Linked DNA regions of Homo sapiens: region 1 is linked to region 2. A link is a contact called in ENCODE Hi-C data. All regions are on one chromosome and are shown on one strand. The core of a region is the stretch at or near the end of the contact, and the rest is flanking DNA. Distances in the headings are between cores, read along the strand shown. Region 1 has its middle 390 kb from the start of MIR548AE1. Region 2 holds the start of ZC3H15 (zinc finger CCCH-type containing 15).

Region 1 (2,812 bases), core at 10-2,509, 2.5 Mb after region 2:
TAGTTTAATTTGTAATTTTTTTCCTTCATGATTAGTAGTTTTCTGTCCCATTTAGGAAAAATTTTTAACCCAAAATAATGAAGATACTTTTCTACTTTACTCCCCAATATATTTTGTAGTTTTCGGTTTAGAGGTCTTGTACATGTTTAATTAGATTTATTCTTAGGTAATTTATATATTTTGATTTTTTGGCAAAATCAAAATACCTTATTTTCTCAAGTTCCAAATTTATTGCTGGTGTATAAACATATAACATATTGTAATACATAATGGAGCCCAGCAACTTGATACATTAACTTAACAATTTCAATAGTTTTGCTGTAGAGTCTTGAAATTTTTACATATAAAATCACATTACTTGCAGATAATGATGCTTTCATTATTTCATTATTCATTCCTTGGTTACCTGGCAGTGTGGCTGTGCAAACATTTTAGTCTCAGACCAGAGATTAGAGTATCTGCTTTGGAGTGGGGTAGGGACTTCCACAGCCAGAAAGTGCCTCAGCAGTATGGCTAAAATTGTGCCCTCCCTGTAGCAGGCCTAGGGCAGGAAGAGAACTCCTACGGCTGTGGTTTCTCCTGGGTAACAAGACTTGCACCAAGGCCCAGTTTGGTGACATGGAACTCATCTGTGTGTGACTTTGCTGAGTAGCCCATGCTGCTCCTTGGAAATCATGGTGCAGTAGAGGCTCCCCTCTGCTCTACCCCCAGAGAGAAATCCAGGAATTTGGACCATGTTCTTGCCTGGACCAGCAGCCTGAGCTACCCAACCCTTCCTGGACATAGATTGTGCAGTGGGGCTCTATGCTCCATGCCCAGGCAGATATCAAGGCATCCATAACACCTGTTACCCTGGTTCAGCAGCTTGAGCCACACTACCATTCCTGGACATAAATTGTGGTGTGGGGGGCCCTCTCTATTCCATTCCCAGGCAGATCCTATACATTTGGAGTACTACCTTGACTGAATCAGCATGCTGAGCTGTCCCACCCTTCCTGTGCAGAGATCCAGCCACAGGGGAATCCTTTCTACTACACAACCAGGCAGATTTCCAGGCATTCAGAGCACCTGCTTGTTTAGTCCAGCAGCCTGAGTTGCTTGGTGCTGGGGGATCATTTCTGCTCCACGCTCAGGCAGAAATCCAGTCATTCAGAGAACTGCTCATCTGGATCAGCAATCTGACCTGCCCCACCCTTCTGTGCAGAGTTTCTGATGCAAAGAGGCCCTCATTGCTCCATGCCCAGGCTGATCTCCAGACTTGTGAAGCACCTGTTTGCCTGATTCAGCAGCCTGAGCTGCCCCACTTTTCCCAAATGTAGATTATGGTGTAGTGAGGCCTTCTCCACTCCAAACCAAGGCATATTTCGAGACATTTGGAGCACAAGATCACCTGAATCAGCAGTCTGAGTTGCCCAGCCCCTCCTGTGCAGAAATATTGGTGCAGCAGGACCCACTCTGCTACATGCCCAGGCAGATCTCCAGACATCTGGAGCACCCACTCTACTAGATTAGAAATCTAGGCCATCCCTTACTCCTGTGCAGAGAACTTGGAGCTGAAGTAGGTGGCTTCCTACCTCCACACCTAGGTACACCTTTGGGTGCTTGGTGGCTACTCACTGGATTCTCCCCTTGTTGCTGGTGCCTCTGCCTGGCATGGGGGACCCATAGGTCAACCTGTCTGTTTTGGTCCCACCCTTCAGTCTCTTGCTCCTAGGGCACAACAGGGAGCTCAAACTACTGTATACTCCACAAATCATCCCAATGCCTGAGGCAACAGAGAGCTGCCAGTAAATAAGGATTATGTATATACCCAGCCACGTTGGCCACAGTCTGTTCTTACCAATAAGCACCATCCATGGGCTTACATGTCAAACTCCACAGCCTAATATAAAATCTGCTGAAAGAAATGCATAGCGCTATAGAAACAAAGCCAAGAGACCCTACCAGCATGCCTTACAACTCCTAGAAATAGAGAGGAAAGGAAAGAGAAAGAAGAAAATAATAATAACATTGTAGGGAAAGGAAGAAAAAGAAAAAATCCTACCCACATAAAAATAATTACAAAACTTAGAGGTGCCAGGATCTCCAGATGAGAAGAAACCAGTGCAAGAATTCTGGCCAAATGAAAGATCTGAATGCAGTGACACCAAGAAAGGATTGTACTAGCTCTTCAGCAATGCACCCTAACTGAAATGGAAACTCAGAAATGACAAATAATTCAAGCCATGGATTGCAAGGAAGCTGAATGAGATCCAAGACAAGGTTGATAATCAAACAAAGACACTCCTAAAGCAATCCAGGAAATGAAGGAAGAGATAAACATCTTAAAAAGAAATGAATCAGAATTTCTAGGCTTAAAAAACTCACTTAAGGAATTTCAAAATACAATTTAGGCTGGGTGCTGTGGCTCACTCCTGTAATCCCAGCACTTTGGGAGGCCAAGGCAGGTGGATCATCTGAGGTCAGGAGTTCGAGACCAACCTGGACAACATGATGAAACCCTGTCTCTACTAAAAATACTAAAAATTAGCCAGGCGTAGTGGTGCATTCCTGTAATCTCAGCTACTCAGGAGTCTGAGGCAGGAGCATCTCTTGAACCTGGGAGGTGGAGGTTGCAGTGAGCCAAGATCTTGCCCCTGTACTTCATCCTAGGCAACAGAGTAAAATGCCATCTCAAAAACAAACAAACAAAAAATTAAAAGCTTCATCAATAGAATGGACCAAGCAGAAGAAAGACACTCAGAGCTTGAAGATTGGTCTTTTGAACTGATAGACTCAGAGAAAAATAAAAAGAATTTAAAAAAATAAAAAA
Region 2 (2,758 bases), core at 234-2,733:
AAAATGTCCTTGGTTTTCATAAAAGTGAATGCCATCCGATCAGCAACCCCTGAAATTTACCTAAGTGCCACGAATCCAGATTGTTCAAATAAGGTAATAGAAAACACAGATGTGAAGGTAATATTTTGTTTTTAAGTGTCTGGCTATAGTACTTCATGACAGTTTTAAACTGTACAAATTGGCAATAAGAATACCAGTTCTCCTCCAAAGTTGGAACCTGGCCAAGTATAGCAAAATTCTTAAGCATTTTCTTAAATCCAATGAGCAGACTTTACACCTTATGCGGTAAAATGGTCATGGCTTTTTCTAATTATATCCAAAGTACAAGAGGTCCTATTTAATTATGAGGAGGATTAATAGCAGAAATCGAGGGAAGAAATACCTCGTTGGGGTCTGTATGGTATGTTTACGTAATGTCAAATATGGTTCATCTTTTAAGGAAACTCAATTCAGTTGTTGGAAAACAAGTGCACAACATGTAAGAACGTCAATAGCGTTCCTTGGCCATTAAAGGGCTACAGGCTCAATGTGTTAAACGAATATATATACACACACATATATACACATATACACACACATAGATGTATACATATATACACGCGCACACACACACATATATCTCAAACTGGGTTACGGGACTTCACACAATTAGTGACACTGAAACCTAATCTCTTTTAAGGCGTTATCCTATTTAATCCACTTCAGAATGTAAGTACCAAGCTCTGCGTTCAAGACCCTGGGTTGTGACGGAAAGTCCTTCCATTCTTTATGGGACTTTAAACATTTCAGAGGTGGATCGAAAAAGCCACCAAGTCGTAATTTGTTGGTTCAAAAGAACTAACAGTACCATCCCTGGGTGACGGGTAAAGAAATAACGAACACAAAGACTCGTCATGAGTCGGTCTTCCAGAAAGACGCTGGCCCGAGACCGTTCAGCGTATTTCTTCACACATAACCTTGGAAAATCTCCTCAATTCTGAGAGGACTAGCGAAGGATAAAACCCTGTGCCAGTCCCGAGGGGTCATTTCGCACCCGGGTGCATGGGTGGGTGAACACGGGCGTGTGGGCGGAGAGGCAAAGCCCAGGTGCGGGGGCGCCAGCAGCGTCACTATAGTAATGAGAGAGCTAGCGTCATCAGGGGCTGGAGAAGGGGCAGTGGGCCACACAGGCCTAAGGGAGGAACACGTGGCCCGAGGAAGCGAGCCGGCTCCCAGGGAAGCCCGGAGCGGGGAAGTGGCTTTCCGGAGGGCTCGCGGCGTGAGTGGGGGAGGGGTGGGTACTCACTTCGATAATCTTCTCCTTCTTTTTTTGCTCCGCCTTTTTGCTGCCCCCGGCCTGAGCCTGTTTCTTGGGGGGCATTGCGGAGACAGATGGCACCGGCCAGACTTACGCGCAGCTGAATACCGTCAGGGGTTCTGGCCCTGCGGCAGGACGAGGAGGAAGACCGGGGCCTCACTCGCCGCACCGCACGGAAAGCGAGTCGCTCATTGGCCCCGCAAACGCGGCCTTTGCGACAGGTCGATGTCGCAGAGCATAGTGGGTAGCGAGGAGCGGCTCCCGGAAGCGGAGCTGCGCGTGCGCGCCCACTGCGTCCCACTAGGAGGGGGCAGGGACGGGACGTGGGAAAATGACTACGCGTCACTCGTGATGTCGCGCATCCGATAGGCCCTTTTCAGATGGCAAAAGGCCTGAGGGTGAATCTGGGCGAGCTGGTTGAGTCCATGCGTTTGTGCTTCCTCTCAGTCCACTTTCGCTTACGATGGGGCGACTCTTGTCCATCGTCACCTCACCGGGAAACTTTTCCTGCCGGGCCAGTTAATGGTCCCCTGTACCATCCCCATCCTGAGTGACTACTAAGCAGCCGCAGCGACTCGGGGTTGCTCCGTGACCACGTTACTCAGTTAACCTTCTTGTTCCCTGGAGAGGCGGAGCTGAATGGCCCGTGAGTGTCGCGTGCTTCAGATTCCTGCGAAGGATTATTTAAAAAATGGAAAAAGTTAACTTTCATTTGCAGGGTCCCTTTCATTTGAAGAGCATCTGAGATGGCGTCCCAGATAAGGAGGCACTTGAACTCCTTAGAAGTACTGTATTAAGTTATTTTGAGACTTTAGGAGAGTGCCTAGGTGATTCCTAAAAATTCCTTTATAACGTGAAAGTAACCAAACTTAGTTAGAACTTAGTTTAAGTGCTTGGTAGCTCCAGAAATTCCTTGGCACATTACACACACTATTTCATTTAGTTATCACAACGACACTTAGGTGGGAGTTGTTACTGTTTTCGTTTTATAGATGAAGCAGAGAAAGGAAGAAAGATGCCCAAAGTTATATTAAGGACAGAGCCAGCAATTGTAATCTTGGCAGTCCGGCTTCAGCCTATATGCCTATTACCTAACATTACAAACTTAGATCCTGTTTGAAAAGGTACTTGAATGATGAATGGGACCCATTGATATTTGTACAAACGAAAATACTATTTTTTAAAAATGTACAATGCTTAGCTGTTATTTTTTAAAATGATTATTGTTTAAACTATTTCTGTTAAGAAGCATTGTGGAACCAAGAATCATCTTTATAGATAAAAGTTTTTTTATCTTTTTCATTAATTTGAATAGGGAGAAAACGATAAGCCCCCCTACTTAGTCAAATTGATTATTTGCTTAGTAATTTTCTACGTAAGATAATGTCAAGGAACCCCAAGTATGTTTTGTGTGTGTATGTGTGTGTGTAGAAGAAATGTGATAGCTACTAAAAAGAATTG

Evidence for each region. A loop is a pair of places that touch in the nucleus more often than their neighbours do. Pooled maps may share reads with other maps.
Region 1: a pooled map shows a loop between it and region 2 (4-fold over the local background). The contact joins the enhancer-like site here to the promoter of ZC3H15 in region 2. A Hi-C loop is called at or near these places in 2 of 37 single-sample maps with no recorded cell type and 3 of 50 pooled maps.

The regions. Positions count from the first base shown.
Region 1 is chr2:183,991,603-183,994,414 of GRCh38, reverse strand. No RefSeq gene overlaps it. Among named protein-coding and RNA genes, the nearest start is that of MIR548AE1, 390 kb to the left of the region's middle. Within about 2 kb of position 1,259, at least 2 of the 41 ENCODE cell types and tissues checked have a DNase peak (open chromatin) inside an H3K27ac peak, as active enhancers do.
Region 2 is chr2:186,484,985-186,487,742 of GRCh38, reverse strand. ZC3H15 (zinc finger CCCH-type containing 15) reads right to left here and starts at 1,483. Exons shown (of 10, transcript NM_018471.3): 1 at 1,286-1,483. The coding sequence starts at 1,360. LOC105373785 (a long non-coding RNA gene) reads left to right here and starts at 1,743. Exons shown (of 2, transcript XR_001739147.3): 1 at 1,743-1,943. RefSeq lists an enhancer at 1,374-1,853.